Linked DNA regions of Mus musculus: regions 1 and 2 are each linked to region 3. Evidence: chromatin loops called from intact Hi-C (ENCODE). Cell type or tissue: left cerebral cortex. All regions are shown on one strand.

Evidence for each region. Peaks named below come from ENCODE experiments on the same cell type or tissue, not always from the same donor. Only the 100,000 strongest peaks of a DNase experiment are listed, where the experiment ranks them.
Region 1: a loop joins it to region 3, with 2.2 times the contacts of the local background. A loop is called at or near these places in 6 of 42 quality-filtered maps.
Region 2: a loop joins it to region 3, with 2.4 times the contacts of the local background. A loop is called at or near these places in 2 of 42 quality-filtered maps.

Annotation. Positions count from the first base shown.
Region 1 is chr2:102,126,563-102,134,562 of GRCm38, reverse strand. The region is part of intron 1 of Ldlrad3 (low density lipoprotein receptor class A domain containing 3); the gene reads left to right. Among named protein-coding and RNA genes, the nearest start is that of Ldlrad3, 56 kb to the left of the region's middle. In left cerebral cortex, no CTCF peak of the experiment used is centred here; DNase peaks (open chromatin) are centred at 3,870, 5,912 and 7,132; H3K27ac peaks cover 4,057 bases.
Region 2 is chr2:102,247,228-102,255,227 of GRCm38, reverse strand. No RefSeq gene overlaps it. Among named protein-coding and RNA genes, the nearest start is that of Gm34268, 4.3 kb to the right of the region's middle. In left cerebral cortex, no CTCF peak of the experiment used is centred here; DNase peaks (open chromatin) are centred at 1,409, 1,801, 2,350 and 4,898; H3K27ac peaks cover 1,542 bases.
Region 3 is chr2:102,180,956-102,188,955 of GRCm38, reverse strand. It overlaps Ldlrad3 (low density lipoprotein receptor class A domain containing 3), which reads left to right and starts at 2,496. Exons shown (of 6, transcript NM_178886.3): 1 at 2,496-2,676. The coding sequence starts at 2,631. In left cerebral cortex, no CTCF peak of the experiment used is centred here; DNase peaks (open chromatin) are centred at 2,896, 3,344, 3,675, 4,718 and 2 more places; H3K4me3 peaks cover 2,460 bases; H3K27ac peaks cover 2,541 bases.

The DNA.
Region 1 (8,000 bases), 54 kb after region 3:
CAACCTACAAAGCCAGGCAGGCTGCAAACTGTTCCATGAAGCAGTCAGTGCGAGGTCCTCTGGAGTAAATGTCTCCCTCCTTAGTGACTCCGCTATTTCTTGTGGTTCTCTTTTCTGTGTCACTTAGGCCTCCCGACACTTATGAACGCTTGGGACTCCACTGGTCAGGTGTTTCTTGCGCTTTTTCCTGGGTTCCCTCCTGGGTAACCTTTTAGGTTTCCAGAAAAATCCCTTGCGAGGGTGGAGGCTAATAAGTGAGTTCATTGAATGAATATGTATTCTAAAACACAGTCAGTGACTTAGAGGGTCACCCAAGGTGGTCCACATCCGTGTGCTTCCGGTAGATCCTTGAGTGTTTCACTGGCATCCTTGTGGTGTGGTATTGCAGCCGCAGCCTGGCTGCCTAGTTGTGGCACAAGTACTTGGGCACTAGCCACAGTTGTTTTTAATTAGAAAGGTGTAATAGCGCCTTTTCGTTACCACTGCCCTTGAACATGGTACTTACTATTGATTTTAATTAGTCAACCTAGATTGCGTTCAGTCTTTATTCTAAAGCTGTTAGAGGCTGGCAACCCTTGGTGATAGATCTTCACTTCAGGATGTGAACCTCTGAGGATCTGGAAACTAAAAAACAAAACAAAAACTAGATTAAAAAAAATAGGAAGAATACAAACCCTGGTACTTGCAGGCAAAGGATGGGGGAATTCAGGCAATGTTTACGTTCTAATTTTTCCACTGCCGTTCTGAAGTTACTTGCTAGTTTTGAAAAATTTAAAAAACCCCAGAAAATCCATTAGACATAAATTATGTATAAATCATCTTACCCAAATGATTATGCCAGCTCTCATTAAAGAGAAAAATATTGTTCTTATTTATTTGCAGGGGAAATTCTGAAGAATACTATTTTCTCGGTGTTTCCCAGTTTTCTTATTTTGTCCTTACAGTAGTGAGCCTGATTCACAGTGGAAGTTTGGTGACAGCAAAGTGTACCCTACTCCTTCCTAGGAAGCAGGCCTCGCTCGCTCGTTAATGGGGACACCAGGAGATGTGCATGGCTGGCTCTTCCTGTGATGTTTTACAAAATCTACTCCCCTTTTCCTTCTGCTCAGTAGCCGAGGGACTGATGGTGGAGCCTGAATGCTTACCCCACAGGTTGGAGTAGTCTAGTACAGAGGGGTATTGCTGGAGAGGTGGCCAAGGTGGGGTGGGGGTGGGGCACCACGCCTTCATTGAACACAGTTAAAAGGCCTGTACTGGTACCTTCTCCCTTAAGGCTCTCCCCGTGTGCTTTGTGGACCTGAGACTGCAGCTGGACTGTGCCCTGGGACTCTGGGACTGGAGGAGTGTGGTCTGAGGTGCTTTTTCCACCCACACCTTGCCTCCTCCCTGCGGGAGGAAGCTGAGCTTTGAGTGGCCTTTCCGTGTTTACTCACGTCGGGATTTTTACTGGGGTGGGGGAGGTGGGTGGAGATTGAGTGGCTCCTGGCTGAAGTTTGAACAGAGGTTGTTTGTTTTGTGGGAACACAGAAGCTGATCTGAAAGGGGGAAGGGTAGAGACAGAGAAAGGGAGAGATGGAGAGAAGAGAGGGAGGGCTGTGTACCACAGTCTCCTTTATCCACAGAATTACTTTCTGTTGCCTACAGTCAACTGAAGTCTGAGAAAGTCACCCAGAAAATTCCAGAAGCAAACAGCTCCTGAGTCTGAATGGTAGCTGTCTTTTGAGTAACGTGATGATATCCATGCTGCCTTAGTAAATATCAACAGTCTAACAGTCTATAGTAGGGGGCGAAGAACCTTCCTGGAGGCACAGGGTATTTAGGGAAGTGAGACATGTTTTGGGGGAACAGACGAATTGGTTCGAGGGGAAAATGATAGCCTGGACACACGGGTGGAGTGAGTAGCAGTCTCCCTGGGTTGAGACAATACCTGGGGAAGGACTTCACAACAATTGGGAATTTTCTAGGCGATTCAGAAGGTGCTAGAAAGTCCTTCTCTGCGTGTGCCCCTGTGAGGTGTGCCCAGTTGGAAATCCGATGTAGACTATTATGTCTGGTCTCAAACTGTAGCAGCCAGCCTTCTGGGCTGTGTGTGTTTGTTGCACACAGAACCTCATTATGAATCCATTGCTGGCCTGGAACTTTCTATGTTAGACTAGCCTGGCTTTGATCTCTTAGAGATCTGCCCGCTTCTGCTACCCACAGGCTGGATCAAAGGCATGCGCCACAGCACGTCTGGATTACTGGACATGCTGCTGTGGTACTGCGGGGTTTGGTACACTCTGTAGTCACAACTCTTTTCCAGGTCTTCTGGAATACATCCCTTAGGGTAGGGATAGGGGCTTCTCTGCTGAATAATGATGAATAGTGTTAGGCACCCATTCTCTCTTCACTGGTCTGTTGTTACGTCGTCAAGGCAAATCAGTGATGGCCTCTGTCATGTCCAGGAGCAGCAGTGGCTGGGAGGAATGAGTGGTACCTGTAGGCTGTCACAAGGCTCTCTTGCTTGGGCAGCCTTCTTCATCTCCTCCCTCCCTCCTTTGACACAGGTGCCTCGGATCTGCAAGCCTGCCTGCCCTCTGAGCTCAGGCTCCTCCTGGAGTTGAAGCTTCTGTCCTTGAGCCTCTGGGCAGCAGTGACAGCTTGACACTGCCTTTTTGAAGGAGTTATTGTGACAAGAGAGAATGAGCAAAGCCTTATTAGACTTCTGACTGGGCCTCGGGCAGAATCAGGGACTGTTTGCCCAGTCTGTGGGTTCACTGACTATAAACCGTTCCAGACTGCCTTTCTCTCTGTGTAGTTCTCTATAAACCTTGCTTTTTATTTTTCTTTTTGGTGTGTGTTTGCCAAAGACAACAACAACAAAAATCTTTATGTAACAGAAGGAGAACTTCCAAATTTACCCCATGGAAAAGTTCAGTGTAGCCCATATAAGATTTAGAATAGCCAAGCATCACCCCAAGAGGGCTTGAGGCCTGAGCTTGGTTGTAACTTGAGATGGCGCTCACCTCTAAGAGTGGCATCCACATCTGTGCCTTGGGTTCATTTGGAATGAGATGGAACACACCCACCCTTGACCTTTCTGAATGTCCTCTGTAGTTTGGTTCAGCTTGCTTCAGTGGACCTGGGGCCTTGGGCCAGGCTTGAGATGTCGGCATGCTTGGGGTTTATCAGGGTGTGGCTGATGCCATTTTGGTGTTCAGAGTCAGCCTGCTTTGAGTGTTAGGAAAAATGAGCGAATCGATTAAAAATAAATCCTGAACATGCCATTCCTCTCGACAAGCTGCCCGTTCCCACCGGATCCACACATCATGAGCTGTGGCATGTGACATGGTGTGACTTGGACTGTGTGGACTGACAGTGGCTCAGGCTGTAGATGTAAGGAAGGAGGCTGTCAACTGGGAGTGACGGAGACCTTGTCTGAGAGTCAGCTGTACCAGTCAAACAATGTGTGCCTTTATTTATTTATTTTCTCAAGTAAATATTGTTTTAGAAACTTGGCCTGCATTGGCTGTCCGGAGTGGTCAAATGCAGATCTCTGTACATTTTCAAGAAGTAAACACGTCTTGGGGCCAGGTCCAGATCAAGAACTAGAGCACCCAACACCGTAACACCTCAGGGAGCCCCACACCATGCTTACATCCACCACTGTCCCAACTTCCAACACCACAGATAAATTTTCTCTCTGCTGCTGAATGGGCAAGAATACCTCTTTTCATTCCATGTTAGAAGGCTCTCATTTCCATCCCCATTTCCAGAAGGCCAATTGTGGGATGACCCTCCACCCACTTGGGTTTCGAGGACAACCCATCTTGGCAAGCACACACCTCAGCAGCCTTGGGCTCCAGGCTCTGGCATCCTTGCTCCAGGCGCCCTTGAATGAGCTCTTCTGTCTTCCAGCAGGAATCATGGCCCGAGGCCACCTGGAAGACCCAGTGCCCTGGAAACAGGAGTCCAGAGCAGGCTATAATTGTGGGCTTACAGGGAGTGCCAGGAAGGCTTGGAGAGACGTTCTGCATTCCCCACGCAGGACAGATTAAATTTATACGCTTTAATAAGACTCACTGTTCTGTGTTCCCATCTCACTGTCCCACCTCGGCTAAGTCTTACCTCAGGCACCAAGGGGTGAGGCTCTTGTTAGGGGTGGAGCTGGCAAGAGGGTGGGGCACCTGAGGCCAAGGGGGAGTTCATGAGCTCTCCCTTTCATAGCTGACTAAGGAAGAGCCATCCATAGCCTCCACCCAGTGAGTCCCTGCTGCGTTCCCTTTGTAGCTTAAGTCAATATTGGGATTGGGAGTTCTATAGCTATGGCAAATACCTTTTCTTCCAACTTCCTGAGTTTCTCAGATTTTAAGAATTGTTGTTTTTTTTTTTAATTTTTTGTAATTTAATAAATTGGGTGACCCTTTCCTTTTGACTTTTGTTTCTTGACATCCCTGTTCCCAGCTTTGGTATGAACCATGCTGTTTGGCCTCCCCTTGATCATCTTGGATGCTCTTCTTTGTCCTCCAGATCTATTCCCTATGTTGACATGTTAAGGAATCACTTTTGAAAACTGGATGCAGTGAAGGATCTGCGCACATCCTGAGGGCCCTCAAGGACTTCTCCACAGTCATTGTTCTAGACCTTGATGATTTTAGTGTCAGTCAAGCTACATTTGTGTTAAAACACATTGTTAGAGACTACCAGGCAGAGACTACCAGACTGGGCCTGTGCGCAACGTATTGTCTGGTAAATTGCTTTCTCCCCTTTGACCATATTATAGACATTGTCCCAAGTTGCTGTGTCCAGGCTTCCAGGTCCTTCTAAAGTCTGCTCCATGTTAGGAATGCTTTGTGATTGGCTGCCACCACCCTTGTCTTGGTAAAGAAACAAGTTTTGATGCTGTGAGGAAGAAGGAAGCGAACACCATCTTCTGTGTGCTTCTGTCTGCCCAAATGTTTCCCCAGGGAGAGATGTCTAGGTGTGGAAGGGGAGGGAGAAGGACTGGGTGGATGCCATTGGATCCTATTCCCTTGTCTTGTGGCCCAGGCAGCTTGGCCAGTCAGTCAGCCCTATTCCCACCAGTGGTGTGCCAAAACCAGTTTCCTCACACCCATGTCAATCCCTGTTACATAGATCATTACTTTGTTTAAAGAGTGACAGCTTTATATGGCTCTGTTTAACTGTATGTGAGACTGTGGCTCTTTGTCCTCCCCCGCCTCACCTTGCCCATGTGAGTGCGTAGTACGTGCGTGTGCATACACATGCAAGCAGAGGCCCAAGGTTGATGTCAGGAATTATCCTCCAGTGCTCCTCCTTCTTGTATTGAAGTTGAATCTCTCACTGAAACACAGAACTCACAGTTACGGCAAGTCTTGCAAACCAGCTTGCTCCGGAGAGTCCCCTATCTCTGCTTTCTGAGGTGGGAATTGCAGGAAGGCCACATGTTCACCTGGCGCTTTCTTAGGTTCTGGGATCCAGACTCTGTCCTAACACTTACCCGGCCAGCACACTAACACTGAGCAACTCTCCCCAGGCCTCAGCCTTTTCGTTTGCTATCAGTCGTCTCCCATCAGTACCTTGGTCATTCATTCCCATCACTCATGTTCTTCTGGTTCGTTTGCAGTTTGCTTACTGGTTTTTTTTTTTTTTTAAATGCCTTTGAAAAAAAAATGTTGGCATTCCTGCCTTGAAAAGTTCTATAAAAGATCAAGTTGCCCTTCTTTCTGGCACTAGTTGAAGGCTTTGGTTTTCTGCTTTGTTTTTATTTAATTAGGTGAAAATTTTCCTTTTTGGCTGCAGCGTCCTGGCTGTCTGTAAATGCATTATCAGCTTGCAGCACGGAGTGGACTGTGATGTGAGGTGGATAGTGAGCTGTGCCAGGCTGCGGCTGGAGCCCGCTGGAGCCGATTACCGAGAGGGAGCAGTGAGACCCAATCCCTTAAAAACCGTGGCCCTCCACGTGGTTAGTTAGCATCAAGGCACACTGACTCAATGAGAGGTTTAGGGAGAAGTGTTCAGACTGCACGCGGCTCTGCGTCAGTGTGCGTCCTGATTCTCTTGGCTTTCTTCATGTCATCCTGTTCCCTTAACTCTCGTGGCAAGTTTCCTTGTCACGTCCAGGAGCATGTGAAGAGTTCCCACCGTCCATACTGGTGTCCATACTGGTAAATGGCCTAAGCTCCTTCCCAGCTAAGTGGATGCAGGGCTGAACAAAACTGGGCTAGTTGGGAACCCAGTCCCAACACTGCTATAGCAGTGGATGACAAAGGCCAGCTCCTGATTTCATACTTCATTTCTGCCAGACCGCCCTCATCACCTCCAGTAGCAAAGGCTTGCTGTTTTGCTCTCCATGAGAGTCCCAGCCCCAAATGCCACTGGTCTGCAGCTGTCACTACTCCCTAGATACAGAGAGAAACAAATACCGGCCAAGGGTAGGGTGCTGATGGTCGGGGATTTCCCATGGGGACAGGGTATTGGCCTCTCTATGGATGGGCCTGCAGACTTAGCCGAGGGACTGTCATGATCCAAGGCTCATGGAAACACAGGGCTCACTCTCAGGGTTGTGTCATTGGTTGGACATGTGTGGGCCTGGCTTGTCTTCCCAGCACAGGAGCTGACCTTGACTTCTGTGAGCTGGCTTTGTGAGAATGGGCGTTCACCGAAGGGTGAATTTGCTCTGGATAGCCGTGTCTGGTAATACTGACAGCTCACATCACTCTGAATGCCTTTGTGCCAGGAGCTCTGGAGACAAGCTCTCACCTGCTAACTTTGGGCCGCCTCTGATCTTTGACTTTGAGCCTTGAAGTTTGCACTTAAGCTGATCTAGAGGTAGAGCCTGTTTTGTAGAAAATCTCAGGATCTATGAACTTCTCAGGAGATAGATTAATAATATGAATTTTTTCTTAGTAATCAAGTTCAAATCAAGTTATTACAATATTCAAGCATGAGGACTTTTTTTTTAATTTTGAATTCCATAAATCTTAAACTACATACAAATGTGGAACTCGGCCTCACCTTAGGGAATAATCCACAAGATGTTTGATGGCATGCTTTTTATAATATAGTACAAGGAAGCAACTGGCAGTATTTCCATCCACCCACTCTCACATTCATCCGTCCCTCTCCCACATCCCCAACTCCTTTAAACTTTCTCTCTGAGCCCGGAGTTACATTAGGACACAGGCCTTTCTGTTGTATAGAGGCTGCTTGTGGTGCTGAGGGGGCAGCTGAACAGCAGCCGTTTACGGAGCACTATGGTATGCGAAGCCACAGATGCTCGCACACGCTGGGAGGACTGGGTGGGTATGCAAACTGGCCTGGGAGACCAGGGAGGGAGTGTTTGGAAAGGTGCGATACCTGCAACACACAAGGAGGTCCTGCATTGACCCCAGAGTCTCCCAGCCTTACCCTTTAGGGGATGGAAACTGTGGGACTGTTGCAAACATTGGATGGAGTGGTGAGGTTTGTCCTAGGGTTCAGATTAGAACAGGCTAAGACATGCCGGGGAGGTTTGCCAGTAATGAGGGAAAAATCTGTTCTAGGGTTGTGGGAGGCACGGTTAGAGAGGAAGGAGTAGAAAGACCATGTGCTGACCCGACAGCGTTGGATGGCAGGAGGAGCAAGCTTAGAGAGAACTAGGGTTCTGTTTTAGATATGGTCAACAGATGCTGCAAAGCAAATCTGTTTGGTGCCAAGGGATGAAACTGTGAAACTTGGGTACTGGATGGATTTGTCAGGGGAACAGCTTAGCCAGACACTGAGGTACCAAGTTGGGGTTTTGCCTTGGAGGTCAAACCCACTAAGAGAACAAAGTGGCTTATTCATGGAAGCCATCTGTTGATTGTGCTAAAGGAAGCAGAACCCCGAGACTGTTGAAGGGTGGGTGGAGGAAGCTGCTTCCAAGGGTGTATGAAGGTCCTCGGGGGAACTGGAGGTATATCGGGGGTGGGTGGGTGGAACCGTAGAAGGAAAGACTGATCCAGGTGGCCCAGTGTAGCAGAACTTTGCACATAGACCAG
Region 2 (8,000 bases), 66 kb before region 3:
CTCCAGGTATACACTGTCCTACCCCATCCTCATGACATTTCCAACGGGAGTGATATGACCTTATTGAATTTGACCCTGAGCTCTTCTCCTCTCTCTCCTCCCCATCCTTTCCTCTGCCTTTTCCTCTTCCTCCTGTTTCCCTCCTGTCCTTATATGAAGTCACACATTAGGAGATAAAAGCTTTGGGATGTAAAGAAAAAAAAAGTTCCAAAGATGAATGGTGTGCTTGGGGCCCTCTCTTGCTCTTTTTGTGTGTGCACATTCATGTGAGCATGTCCCAGAAGGCACTCTCAGGTGCCATCCATCCTTCGCTTTGAGACAGTGTCTCTCATTGGATAGAACACTAAGAGTCTACCTGGCACTGAGATTCTAAACATGCATGCCTGGCTATTCTTCTGTGGGTTCTGAGATTTGAACTTGTGTCCTTGGGCCTCGTGCTTATAAGGCAAGTACTTTTCCAACTGAGCTATCCCCTTAGACCCTTTCATTCTCTTCTCATCATGCTTTAGCTATCTGCCTCCCCTCTACCTCTGTGCCTTCATCTTTAGCTCCTGCTACAAAGCCCTCAAGATTTGGGGTCAAATTATTTATATGAGGAAATTTAAATGGCCACATAGTTGCCTATTGGACCTGATTGATAGGCAGGGCCACCTCATAGACAGATGGTCATCATGGAGATGGCTGTCATTTGGAAGAAACCCAATCCTCAAATTCAAGGAATGGAATTCCCACTGTATCACCATTGCAGTTTAGGAGAGGGAACCCAAGAAGGCAGCAGAGACATAACTAGCCTTCTGGAACCCTGTCACCCAGGCCGGCAGACATTCCCAAATTGAATTCTTTAATATTTAATATTTATTGATTAACAAGTGGAAAATACCAAGTTGATTGTTTATAACTAACTTATATACAGTCTCAAGAATTGAATCAAAGGGTGCTAGACGGGAGAAGCAAAAAGCAATTTCCTCCGAAAATTCAATTTGTGTTGTTCCCTGCATCTGATTTCCTTTGGGTTGAGCCTGATTTCCTTAAGACTTCCAAACTCCAAACTTGGATTGTCTCTGGAATCAAGGCTACACAGGAGCCATTTCTCCAGCTCAGACTGGGGTTCACAGAGGGGTCTACATCTTCACCTGTCAGGTGTGAGAGGGGAGCAGCTCTTAGGTGAACTCCTCACAAACCAGCATTGAGGGAGGAGCAAGGTCCTTGAATTCACAGCCTTAAGAGTTAGGCAGGTTCCTCTTTTGGTTCCATTAGGAAAGAAGAGAGCAATGAGCATGGTGGCACTTGGGAGGACTTCAGGGTTACATATTCTGAGGATATGTAAAGTTGCCCACTCATCAATCACACCCACGAACCTCACAGGCTGCTCTTTCAGCTTAGGTAGGCAGGTCCCCTCACTCCTTCCTTAACAGAACCCAGCCTTTACTCTCTGCAGGTTTTAGAGCAGCAGTTCTCAACTTGTGTGTTGCAACCCCTTTGGGGTGTCAAAACAACTCTTTCACGGGGGTCACAAATCAGCTACCCTGCATATCCTATTTACATTATGATTCATAACAATAGCAAAAACTACAGTTATAAAGTAGCAATGAAAACAATCTTATGGCTGGGGGACACCCTGATATGAGGAACAAAATGAAATGAATTAAAAGGACGCAGCATTTAGGAAGGTTGAGAACCACTGCTCTACAGAGACCTAAATGTGGATGTGAGCCTACCCTGCTGGAGGTGAGTCACCCATGCGTGCCTGGCATGGTTAATGCAGTGTTCATTTCGTGGCCAAAGGAATACGATATTCCCTCCTTCTCTCACATGGCATCTGTTCCACTGTCTCAGAATAGACCTGCCATCCCACCACACCTCAGAACCTTTGTACTGGCTGCCTCTCCTACTGGGATGTTTCCCATTCAGATCACAATGTGGCCGGCTCCCTCCCTTCCTTGAGGTCTCCATGCAAAGGTCTTGTGAGTTCTCCCGGCCACTCGGTCAATCTTTTCTCTGTTAACATGATGAAACACACAAAACTGAGTACTACTCAACAAAAGAGGCTCATTTGCTGAACATTTGGTAGCAAATTGTTCCAGCACCAGGACACTAGGTCTGCAAGAACCCCACCCCACCCCCACCCCACCCCACCTCACTCCCCCCCCCCCCAGCTGCACTATATCATATGAGAAGGCATCATGGCAACAGTGATCACAGAGGAGAGAATACCACTGCATCAGAAGCCAGAAAAGGCTCACTCTTATAATAGCCTCTTCTCAACAAATAGCTCAGTGACTCAGATTTGTCCTCGTGGCCAGAGACCAGGAGAGCCAGTCCCATCCCTTCCAGCTATGACCGTGGGTGAGCTAGGAGTTGACAGTGCTGAGAGCTTTGCCCCAGTGGTGTGGGTGCTGGAGAGCTGGCAGGCTGACAAACTCAGCTACCATCCTGGCCCAGATCCAGGGCTTTGGGTTGGACCATCCAAACGTATACCTCATCTTCGAACTGCTTGAGTGTGGAAGGGGTCAATCCTGCAGATCTAAAGTTGCAGGATCTTCATGACACAGGAGAACAACAGGATGTCTAAGAGGAGTCCCTCTGAGGATCCAATATTGATAGTGTAGCAGAAGCCAGAGGCCTTGAAACAAAACAGTGACTCATTGTAATAGACATTTGCATGGAAAGAAGTGGACAAAAGGGTATACTGTGGGGCACACTGTAACACACTGCTGCTTCCGCAATGAGATCTAGCTTTATTTATTTTGCTTTGTTTTGATTGTTGGGGTGCAGTTGCAAGGGCAGAGGGCAGATACGAAGGGATGGGGAGATGAGTGGGGTTGGGGTGCATGATGCAAAAAAAAGGATTAATAAAGGTTTTTAAAAAATTTTTAAGAGAATGTGTCTCTTAGATATTAATGCACCTTTTAGTATGGATCCACCTCCTCTTATATCACCACACTCCAAATTCCAGCACTGCCAGAAGCCAGCACCACCAACATCTTTACCATCTAGACCCCAGCACCACTCTCTCAGACCCCAGCACTATGCAAACCCACATGCCACCCAAAGCTTGGCATCATCCAGATTCCAGCACCACTCAAATCTCGGTGTCAACCATAACAAAGTATCACCTAGGCCCAACCCTCTCCAGAACCCAGAACCACTCAAATCCTAGCACCATCCTGACCCCAGCATCACCTAAATCCCAGCACCATCCAGACCCCAGCATCACCCAAATCCCAGCACCATCCAGACCCCAGCATCACCCAAATCCCAGCACCATCCAGACCCCAGCATCACCCAAATCCCAGCACCATCCAGACCCCAGCATCACCCAAATCCCAGCACCATCCAGACCCCAGCATCACCCAAATCCCAGCACCAACCCAAGCTCCAGAAGTGTTCCGAGCTTGAGTGTTCCTAACTGTTGTTCTGTGTTCCTCTTCTGTTTCCTTCGTGGCTCTGAGTATTGTTTATGTCTGATGCACTCTGCTATTTAACTTGCATATCTATTCCCAGTGGTGGAATGTAAGTTCCACAAGGCCTGATGCTCTTCTCTGTTTAATATGATTTCCCAGAAGTCAGAGGGGGCGCCCAGCACGTGGCAGCTTCCCAATAAACATTTGCTTCATTGACCACACTGCAGAGAGCTGTGTTTGGAATCCTGTCTGGGTTCAGACGTGTGCTCTGCAGTTTATAAATAATAAGATGTGGTGCATTACTTCCCCTCTCAGGGTCTCGGTTTTCTTACCTGGAAATGATGTATAATATTTATTCCATAGGGATCCAGGAAACATTAACAAGATGACATAAAAGACTGAACACAGTGGCTGGCTAGAAAACAAGCAGGTGTTTCATAATCAATCACAAGAATTTGGGGTTGGGGAAGTGATTCAGCAGTAAGAGAAGCTGAGTTTAGTTCCTAGCACTCATGTCAGGTAATGCATAGCTCCAGCTCCAGGGCATCAGATACCCTTTTCTGGCCTCCAGGGATGTTGTATTCACACGCACATACCTACTTATGCACACACATATACATACTTTCATTGAAGTTTTTTTTTATTGCAATAATTACAAAAGGTGGTCATTAAAAAGGAGATAAAAAAAAATAAAAGTCTGAAAAGTGCCTGGATTGTGAACATCACATACACACACACAAACACACACACACACATGCATGCATGCATGCATGCATTTATACACATATGCACGCATGTATACACACGTGCATGTAATCACATAAGCATACACACTCACACTCGTGCACACATGCATGAGCATGCACATGCACACGAGTGCATGGACACATATCCACTCCTTTATGTCCACACCAAAGCCTGTGCACAAAAGCTCCCAAGCTCTCATCCAGAGGGGAAGCCAATGAAGCTTGGCCGCTATCTCATTATTCTTCGCCTATCAGACTGGGTAAGAAACTTTGCAGACTGGTATGGCTTAGCAAGCACAGGCCTTGATCTTCACACAGCTCTGTGTCTTTCTAGCCCACCCTCCTGACCCTTATATTGTCCCTTCTGACTCTTCTCCAATGGGCTTGTCCCTTAAAGTCCTCTATATTCTGGCTACAAAGGTAATAATTAGAAGACAATGGGGAAACCCATGCAACTTACAGACCACTTTTTGCTGACAGAAGAGTGAGAGTGGTGAAGCAGAAATGCATAAGAAAGGGTTCAGGAGACACCCCTACAGTGAGGCCCTGAAGACCAGGCAGCAGGAAGTGTGGCCACGAAGCCAGCCCTGCAGAGGGATCTGGTGAGCTTGCAGTGCCACAAGGAAGCAACATCCTGGTGGGCCCTGGACCCTGGACCAATACCTATTAACTGTGAGAACCTCAGCAAATGGCATCACCTCTCTGCACCAGTTACATCATCTGTTGCAGGAGCTGTACTCCCCTGTAGGATTGTTGGAACGTTTTAAACCCAGACCTTCTGCTGTGTACGCTGCAAAAATCAAGCTGTCGAGGCTACTACTGATATAGACTATAAACCCAAAAATAGCCCTTGGCTTGTGCAGGACCCTTATCTGATGTGCCACAGGTTAGAGGCACCTAGCACAAAGCCTAGCATCCAACATGCATCACATCAGTGGCAGGCAAACAGTAGGCTGGTTTATTACCCCTCCAGTCCACAGAAGGGCAGCATGCAGCCTTTTGCTAGCATGGAACCAGCTTCAAGCAAAGCCATAGCCATGTTGAAGTTGACTTTGGAGTAGTGGGATGTGACGTCAACTGAGAAGCAGCTTTAACTGTTCTCATCACAGAGCTCGGACTAACTCAAGTTGTCCTGGACTTCTGCTTACCGAGCATGTTCTGGATTCAGGGTGAGACATCTTGTGGAGCCTGGGTGTGTATGTGCTCAGAATCATTGGGTGTCGTGATATGCATTTGGTTTAAGTGGGCCATCATTGTCTTTCTCCATTTAAATGTCTTTAAAATTAAAACAACCCTTTTAAAGCCAGTTGATTTGCTCTGTATAGAAGAGTCCCTTGATCTCCAACCTTTACCCTCACAGTCAGGAAACTCCACTGCGGGTGAGAGAGATGCTTTCTGTCCCACTGTAGCATTGGACATGGGAACCATTGAGGGTGGTGACTTTGTCTGTTAAACCCTAGGCTTGTATTAGGAGAAGTTGGATCCATGGACATTCTGTTCCTATACCAACTGGCCCAATGACAATGGCTGACAGATAGTCTAAACCCATCTGCATGATAGACCGGGCTTGGAGATGGCTAATCAGTCCATAAAGAGGCTTCTAAACAGGTCCAAGTGGAGCATTTGCGGGACCCATAGACAAGTCTCATTGATGGCAAGGCACTCCTGCAAGACTTACAGTCAGCAGCCTAGAGACTTCCCTGGTTTTCTGTCAGGTGTATAACATGAAGACAATGACCAGAAGGAAGAGGAAGTGCAGGAGGACGGGGAATCACTGACCACACACATTGGGTAGCACTTTTCCCAAATGTATCATCAGTAACCATTCAGAGAGAAGATAACGGAAAGAATGAAAGAGAGCAAGAAAGAACTTGAGGAAGTTAATGTCTCGGGCTCAGAAGTAACAAGCAGTCTCTAGATAGGACGACACAGGTAAGAGCATTCCCAGAAATGCAAGCATCACAGAGATGGGAGATGAGAGAATGGGGTGGCTAATAGAATGATCCAAAGTCTAAGCAATCAGGTTAGAGAGGCAACTGAGCAGGAGTGTGCTTGTCTGAGATTCATAAAACCTCAGGGTAATCTCTATAGTGAGAGGAAAAAATACAAGAAAGCAAGTAAGCAAGGAGAAAAGGATAGAAAAAAGGGAGGAAGGGGAAGGAGGGAAGGAGGGAGAGAGACAGGGAGGGAGACAAGGAGGGAGACAGGGAGGGAGGGAGGGAGGGAGACAAGGAGGAAGGGAGGGAAACAGGGAGGGAAGGAAGGAGGGAGGGAGACAGGGAGGGAGGGAGACAGGGAGGGAGGGAGGGAGACAGGGAGGGAGAGAGGAGTAGAATTAACAGAGGAAGTAAGTTTCTAGGGTAACAGAGCCTTCAAAAGCCAGTGTAACAAAGAAATTCTCTCATTAAAGCCTGTCGTCCCAAACTTCAGATCATCAGAAACAAAGATTACAAATGCTGTCAGGGAGAAATCAGGTCAGAATGTCACCAAACAGGAGACAACAGAGTGTGTTACACTGCAGAAGGAAAAGAGCTTCTAATTTATACTGTGCCTAAGCAGCAGTTGGAAAGGAGTATTAAATAGGGACAGTTCTAGAAGCAAGGTCGCAAAGTTTTACCTCTGAGTACCTTTCTACGAAAGGTATTATTGAGGGATGTGCTCCATTAGAAGGAAGGGGTGAGTCTGAGGGTGATGGCGCACGCCTTTAATCCCAGGCAGAGGCAGGAAGATCTTGGAGTTCAAGGCCAGCCTGGTCTATAGAGTGAGTTGTAGGACAGCCAGGGCTGAAAAACCCTGTCTCAAAAAAAAAAAAAAAAATCAAAGACAGACAGACAGACAGACAGACAGACAGATAGATAGATAGATAGATAGATAGATAAAGCAAGGGAGAAAAATGGATTCAACCAGCAATCTAGCACAAGAGAGAAAAGAGAGAATTTTCAGGAAGATGGGAAAAGGCCAAGAAGATGTCTGTCTGGCACGAGTCCCCAGGTGAGTATTTTTAGGCATTGAAATTAAAAATGGTAGCACTTTGACATGTTTGACTATGCCATTCTGTAACTTCACAAAAGATTCACTAGAAATTTAAAGAATATCAAATATTTTGGTTTTGCTTCAGTGTTTTTTTTAATTAAAAAAATTGGCAACATTGGGCTGAGACTGAAATCAGTGCCTCCACGCACCCTCGTCAGAAAAGCTTTCTCCTGCAGTAGATGGGGGGGGGGGGGGGCTTTATTGAGACCCACAACTGGACCATGTACTGAAAGTGAGAAACCTTGAAGCACTCAGTCCTAAGGGGGCTGCCTTCATAAAGTGTCTCTCCTCAGAGCTCAGGGATCTGTGTGGATGAGGAGGAAGAAAGGTTGTAAAAGCCAGAGGTGATGGATGACACAAAGGAAATGCTGCCTTCCAGGCACTACAGGACTGATGTACATGTGAACTCACAGAGACTGGGGCAACATGCACAAGGCCTGCACAGGCTCAAACCACATAGAATGCCGGTGCTGAGAGGGGAAGTGGACACCAGATCCCACCCCTAGCAAGAAGCTATCTGCAACTGATACCTATTGCCAAAGGGAAAATAAGTTTTCTCCAATGGGGGATCAACCACTGGGTATATCAGCCACAGTTCAGGACAGGCCCCATGCCCATGAGGAACTGACCAACATAAAGCAAAGTTCATGGTGTTTTGTAGACCTTTTGTATCATCTTGTTTTATTTGGCATTTTTCTCCCCTTTGCTCTTACTATGTGTGTTCCTTGTTTATTTATTTATTTATTTATTTATTTATTTATTTATTTTAGAGAGATAGAGAAAACAAAGTTGAATGGATAGGGACTTGGGGAGGATC
Region 3 (8,000 bases):
ATACACTATTGGTTAGTTTTATGTCAACTAGACACAAGCAAGAGTCATTTGGAAGAGGGACTCTCTGTTGAGAGAATGCCTCCTTCAGATTGCTGTAGGCAAGTCTGTAGTGCCATTTTGCTTTTGATTACTTGATGTGGGTAGTCGATGCTGTGAGGTGTGGGTGTGTGGCATGCCACTTCCAGGCAAGTGGTCCTGAGCTGTAAAGAAGCTCTGAGCAAGCCACGAGGAGGAGGCAAGCACGAGCAGAGATCCACCAAGGCCTCTGCTTCAGCTCCTGCCCCTTCATGATGGGCTGTGATCAAGATGACCAAACGGAAGTAAATCTTTCCCTCCCTAAGCTGCTTTTCGTCATGAGATTTAACCCAGCAATAGAAACCTTTACTATACCCTGCACTCATAATGAATCCCTAAACTCCTAAGGAAAGAAAAAGTAGAAATATATCTATGACAAAACTGTGCAAGGGGTTATTCTCTTGATAAACTGCAGGTTACTGCCCCTACTCCTGTACTTGTTCTTTGGTTTCAGGACTGGCCACAGGTGTGAGAAATTACATTGTTAAGGGGACATACAACTTCATTCAAGGAGCAATATAAAATAAATAACAAATTTCGAGTCATACAAAGGGAAGGGTAAGGGGCTGGGGTGGAGAGATGGCTCATCAGATAAGAGCACTGACTGCTCTTTCAGAGGTCCTGAGATCAGTTCCCAGCAACCACATGTGGCTCCCTATCATCTGTAATGGGATCTGATGCCCTCTTCTGGTGTGTCTGAAGATATATATATACATATATACATATATATACATACACGCACATATATAGATATAATACAATATATATACACATGTATGTATGTATATATATATATATAAATATATAATTTTTTAAAAAGTGGAAGGTAAAATTTCTATCATTTTGGATAGTGCAAAATATTTGTTAACAGACATAAGACAATTTCTCTCCTGAAATCCTATGACTACATTAAATGTGAATTACAAGAAGTCATTTCCCAGCAGTGTTAGCTTGACAATTTAAACACATGTGTTTTCTCACTCTCTCTCCACACACACATGCACACACACTCTCTCTCTCTCTCACAATACACACATGCTTACACACATTCTCTCACACACACATACTTACACACACACTCACACACATACACTCGCACACCACACTACGCTCACATACCCACATGCATGCACCACACACACACACACACACACACACACTCAGCAACAGCTAAAGAATGACTTTAATTTCCAGCAGGGAAAACTCTCAGGCTCAGTGGCTTTGGGGAGTGGGAGCTGCAACCCAGAAATCTTTTCCTGGGAGTAGAATTGTATTAAACGCTGAAATTAACTTTTGTTTATTGAGCATTTCCATGATCATAGCTCAGATCCAGTGGCCACATCATCTTTGAAGCTGCAGATAAGTTCTGTGTCTTATGGTCTTCTGAACTGGGCTTGTTCACGGTGGTAAGTAACGATGTGTGGCTGTTGAGAATGTTTTCCCTTCCTTCCTTCCTTTCTTTTCTTTTTTTTTTTTTCTTTTTTTTGAGCCTCAGAGACTTCATTTGTGTCACAGAAACATTACTGTCTGTCTTCAGAGGTTGTTGTAAAGGTAAAGTGTGACCATGAGAGTGCCATGCCTGAAGCAGACTAGTGCCATCCTCCTGCAGCTTTCTGGAGGATGCTAAGTGAGATTCAGCTGTTCTGGTCAGTGTTTGCTGTAATGCCATGAATAGTAATGTTATCGCCTTGTAACAAAAGACTTTTTGGTGAAAGCAATAACCCAGTGAATGCACTCAGTCTTTTGGTTAGTAACCTAGATGCAGCTTAGAGGAGCACATGGACTTAAGGCAATCATGGCTTCCTCTGGGGCTGGGGGCTCATTTGAAGGTCTAACCAGAGAAGGTCAATTGCTCTCAACTGCTAAGTCATTTCCTCAGCTCCATGATAATAGGCTTTCCTTAAAAAACAGTGTATAATGCCCAAACAATGGAAAATGCATAAAGTTTTGGGGATTTAAAACTCTCCTCAGTGTTCTTAGATCTCAGGATGAAATGTCTTCTCTGCTCCTCCAGTGGCTCCAGGAACTACCATCCTGAGAATCACCCCCCCCAGTTTATTAGAAATGCAGACCTGTTGAGTGGAAGTGAGCTTTATAACGGGGTCGCCAAGCCTGCCTGATACATTTTGGAGTTTGAGAAGCAACGGTCGTATTTCACTGTCAACAATGAAAAAAAGTTTTCTCCTAAGAACCGGTTCTTCAAACTTTTTTCTTCCATCTAGGCTCTGGGGAGATGGTGACTCTCTCATCCCCGCAGGATGCAGGAAGAAAGGGAAACCGGCCGAGAGAAGAGCCGGGGCAGTTAAGAATTCCTCGCAATTTGACCCCTGAGGCAGCAAAAACTGGATCCGCCGGACCTTTGTAACCTGGACCGTGGAGGAGAGCTCAGGCGGCCACATTCAACTGTGAGCGTGCAGAACTTGGCTGAGCTCTCTGGCCTGGGAGGGCGGGGGCGTGGCTGGGCCGGCGAGAGGGCGTGGCCGGCGCCGAGAGGCGGGGTCTGACCGAGGCCGCGGGGCAGCAACGTCGCTGGGCAGCGGAGCGGCGGCCGCGCCATGTGGCTGCTGGGGCCGCTGTGCCTGCTGCTGAGCAGCACTGCGGGTGAGTGGGGGGCGCGTGACGCGCTTCACCGAGCGCCGGGCGCGGGGGCTGCCTCGATCGTCCCTGCTCCGCGCGCGGGCCTGGGCTGCGGGCGTGGGTGTGCGCGAAGGGCGGACCTCGGCGCCGGGCTGGCCGGGACCCCGCGAGGGGCCGCGGCGGGGCGCGCGCCGCGCTATTGTGTGGGCCGGCGCACCGGGTGCTGTTGTCGTGTGTGTGCGCGGGCGGAGCTTTGTGCGGCGCCGGCTCCCTAGAGCCGGGCGGCCGCCCGGATTGGGCGTAGTTCGAGTGTGGCTCTGTGTGCTGGGAACCGAGGAGGGAAAGGAGAGGACTCCACTCTTGATTTCGGGTCTTCCCGGATTCCCTCAGCCTTTAACATACACTTTTCTGCCTCAGTTTCCCATCTACGCTCTCCCCGCATCTGCATCCCAGCTTCCTTTCTCTTCTTCCCTGGACCGTGTCTGGTTTGGGAATAGCGAGATGCAGTAGGGAATGGACATGGAAATCATTCGTTCATCCTGGGAGCAGATCTTTTACTTCTGTCGTCTGTCGAAGATGCCTTAACCTTCAGGGAGCAGGGAAGGAAAAGAGGACCGGGGCTTCCTCTAACGGCCGTTGGTCCCTGCATCTCAGAGCGCGTGCATCCTGAGACCCGCAGGGTCCCTCCCAGACAGAGTGCTGTTCCCAGGAACTTTTCTGCTGATGTGGGCACGCTCCGAATTCCAGCTTGGAGCCCTTCCCCTCTGCCTCTGCCCGCTGGCCACAGCTGTCAGCAGCCCCTCCACAGCTCTGCCCGCCCTTGGCCCCTGATGCTTATTTCTGGGCAGCTGATGCTCACAGAACTTTCTTTACTGAAGATTTCATGCTCTGTGGCCGTATCATTCACACGTCTAATTTATGTCGGATTTTTCCAAATACTTCCAGAAAACTTGGCTGCTGCGTTGTGTTTGTTGTGAGGGAAGTCAAAACCTTTCTGAGCTACCCCTTGCAGATGTCCAGCAACCCTCCCTTCCTAGAAGTTGCAAGTCCTGTGCATCCTCTCAAATGACTGGCCAGCGGGACCTCCCCCTCCCCCATCATCCCCACTCCTCTGAGACTCCATTTAAATGTCTTGTGGGCTTGCTCAGTTTCCAGTGAGGGGTTAGGCTCCTGTGGCTGCTGTAGGTTTTTTTTAAAACCAAGACTGAGGGTTTGTGTTCTGTTTGTCTGGAGTTATGGGGATTGGGGGGAGGGGGTTGTGGAGAAGGAAGGGAGGGCAAAGTGAATTAGGCAGCTATAAGCAGGTGCAAGTTATTTGGAGGTTGTTAGAGCAGGCTCAGTTCCAGGGCATCTCAGACATGAAGATCTGCCCGGATTCACACATTTAATTCACATAGCAATGGCATGTCCCTTGGTAACACCCCAGCTGGCTCCTCTGTGTGTTCTCTGCTTAGGACCAGTGGACACTAATTATCACATCTTCTTGTTGTACTGGGTCGCATGAGTTGAGTTCACAAAAAATTATATGTTTCTCCCTTTCAGCAATGGTTATTTAATATGCCTGTGGACGTATACCATAGAGCAAGGAAGTGCAGTAGTCACCGTGAGCCATAGTTGGGGTAGGGGAGGGACCGCCAGTGTTCCTTGGCTGAAGTTAGCTGTGGCTTTGGATTACTGAACTTGCTTTAGGACCTTTAGGTGGCTTGAAGCCTTTCCCTGTTACACTAAGGATCATCTTTTAAGTGTGAACTATGTCTTGAACCAAGTGTTGTAGGAAACAAGGGTTGGTTGTTGAGCCAACATCTCCCTTCCTAGTCCTCAATCCTTCCCTGAGAAGTTGCTAATACCAGAGAGGTTGTAGAGCCCAGGACTTTGGAAGGTTTCCTGTAGAGGAAACCTGGGCTCTGAGTTGAGTATTAAGTCCAAGACTTGGGCCTTTAAGATTGTGGCTGTTACTATTTTCTCATGTATCCTGTCTGGCAGCGCAGATCACTTCAGAGTTACATCACGTTGTCTGATGCCCCATTTTCTGGCACCTGGATGCTGCACGTGGTGGGCTTAAGTGTGTGAGTCTTTAGATAATTCTAAAGCGGGTGTGAAAATGAGTGGTTGGTTGCTGCATCCTCTCCTTCTCTGGCTAGCTTTTGGTAAGACCCCTGAACATCTCAGGGAAGAGGCTTGGTTTCCCTTCCTCCTACTAGAAGCAGTGTGCCTATTAACCTTTCTTCTTGAAGAATCTGCTTCTCGGCCTGAGCTGTGGGTGGGTTTTGTTTATTTTTTTTTAACTAGTTGAGTAGTTGCAAGTAGTCTAGCCTAGCCTAGCCTAGCCTAGCCCCACCCAACGGGGTAGATGAGACTGCTCAGAAGTACAAATAAACACACCTTGTTCCTTTTCATCTTCAAAGGATTGTCTTTGGGGCTCCCTCCTGGGGTGTGAGGTGGCTTTTGTTTTGGTTTTTGGTTTTCCTGATAGCCCACTAGATCGAGCATTTAATTTCTGTGGAGGAGGAAGCAGATGGAGATTTGAATGGTAGATGGCAAGTTGGTTAATTCCTGGTCTTAAACCCTACCCTATGCAGGGTTAAGTTAGTAGTGGGCTTGTGTGTTGCCACCGCTGTTTGGCTGTTGCTGTTTCTGTTTTGGTTTATTGATGAAGAGTTTCTGTAACCCAGGCTGGCCTCTAACTATTATCCTTGAGCTAGATATGTAGTTGAGGCTATCTTCCTGAAACTTGCTCAAGTACTGAGATTACAGGACCCACCCACCCTATTCCTGTGATGTTGGGAATAAAGGAGGGCTTCACTCTAGCTAGGGAAGTGCCCGTGGCTAAGTGGGGCATTCTTAAGTCCAACAGTTCTGAAACAGTTGAGAATTTTGGATCAGGAAATTATGCGATTTGATGATACTGTATAAAAAAGCCTTGTCCTTTTGCATAGGGAGGTTAGGGGACTCCAGGATGTGTGACCCAAGTCACTACTTGAGATGTCCATCTTGCCACTGAAAACAGCTGACCTTCTCCACTTTTTCCAGAGCTCAGGTAGCAAGGAGCAGGCAGCATGTCATTCCGTGGTTCCCAAGAGACTGATGGCTCTCCAGGGCACCGTGGTGTCAATGGAACCTAGATTCTAACCCAGGCTTTTCTCAGAACCCTTTCCTGGCTTCTCTTGCTAATACCGGCTTGATGGAAATTGCTACCGGGTCTGTTCTGCCAGAGACTTTTGTGATTTTAAAACAACCACCGCAGAGTTTGCCCATGGCCGCCGTTTACTTCTTCAAATCTGTTCATTTTATGGATAACACCCAGAACTCAGTGGTCCCTGAAGAGCTCACAAGTGTTCATGGAGAATAGTTCCAATAAATCTCAGTCTTTATGTGGAGATGTAGGGTAGTCTCAGTAACCTCACCTCTCCCATGCATGAAGGTGAGAATCTTGACAAGAAGACACTCTAGGCCAGACACTACTGCTGATCTCAGTAGTACCAACCTTAGGGTGCTTACTGGTCGGGCTTTATATTTGTGTTTCTAACTTTTCTTATATGTTTATCATTTTGTATAAATGTAAATGAGAAGATGTGCTATGTACACATCTTAGAGGGTTGGAGTTGTATTAATTATGGGATACTTTCAGGGACAAATATGCTTATGGCTGTTGAGTTCCCTCCCTCCCTCCCTCCCTCCCTCCCTCCCTTCCTTCCTTCCTTCCTTCCTTCCTTCCTTCCTTCCTTCCTTCCTTCCTTCCTTTATCTTTCCTCTCTTTCTTTGAGATGTCTTCTACCCAGTGACCAACAAAGTGTTTTAAAGGCTGCACCTTTCTTGCATTGGAATGACTGTGAATAATCTACTCTCTCGGCTGCTAAGGAGAGAATTCTCTATTCTTTTTGCTGGGAGGGTGGCCCATGTACTTTGAAATTGCAACATTTGCTGGTCATATCATTTGCTAGGTGTTTAATATTGCTCACCAGAATGAGAAGACTCTAGAGTTGCTGTAACTGCTCATTGAAGAAAATTAGGACTGTGCAGGTTCCCATTGCTGCTTCCAGGAGTGAGGTTAGTCTAGTCTAGGGTTTCTTGGCCTTTAGAGCCACTGACATTTTAGAGTGAATTAGTCGTTTGTTGTATAGACTGCCCCATGTATGGTAATAATCGGTCATCTCTCTGGTTCCTACCAACTTGAAACGCTCCCGTGTAGTTAGCTGGGTGCCAGCCTTCCAGCTCTTCCTGTTGAGCATTGTTCCTGCCCACCCTAAAGATCTTTGCTGGATTACATTCTACTTCATCCTACTTGCCTCTAGGCATCTGAATCCACCCAAGTTCAAAGATGTAAAAATACACCCTTAACTAACACGTCCTTGGTGCGGACCTCTTCCCTCTCACTTTCCCCTCATGCTGTAGGAAAAACACTTGGAACTTTTGATTGCAGCTTCAGCTCCCCGGGAGAGACATCTGCCAGTAAAGCTGGTCACAGAGAGGCGGTAGTTGACACCAAAAGCTACCTGGCTCCATGAGTGTTAAGCTTGGGCTGTTCCTGTGCTCAGAGCCTGCAGGCTGAAGGAGAGCGTCTTGCCTGGTTTTTTTGTCTTGAGAAATGTTGAAATCTTAAACTGAAAGTCCCCTCCCTCCACTCCATAGAGCTGTGGTTCTCAGCTTCCTTCCCTCTCCATGAGTCCTTCTCCAGTATCAAAAGCCTGTACAACTTGGGACAGTTCTGCATATTGCTGGGAAATTATCTATGCTCATGGCTAGGTGGTTTCCTGAAGTTTTTGCTGTATACTTTAAAGTCCCTTTAGAGTTCCATTCTGTGTGGCTTTATACACTGAAGTTCCTTTAAGACTCTTCCCCCACAGCCGTCCTTTTCTTTGGTCTCCAGACTTCCTTGAGGTCTTTTCCTTCCTCTTCTCCTCAGATGAGCCATATAACTGGTGAACTCCTGCCTCCTTTGATGCTTGAATCTGCAGGATGAAGAAAGTAGGTTCCCAAAAGGGAATGCGGGGCTTCCGTCCAGGCACATTTGTCTTATCCATGTCCTCTTTGAAAGCCTTCTCTACTGAGGAGCTCTGGTTTCTCAAGCATGCAGCTACCCATTTCCTTCTTGTCTTTTGAGTAACGAGAAAATTATTCTTAAGCCACATTCATGTGTCCAGTAGTGTGGTCTCAGAGCCTGCACACACCATTACTGTGTTGTGCTTAGGAGTACGAAACTAGGCACAACTTGCCATTTGCCAATGGAGAACAAAAGGATCTATGAGCGAATCTGAGTTTGCTGATCTTTCTATGATCTGGGGCATGACAGCAGCCCTTTCTGCCATTGGTGCCTCAGAGACATTTCTTAGTGTCAATGATATTGGAGT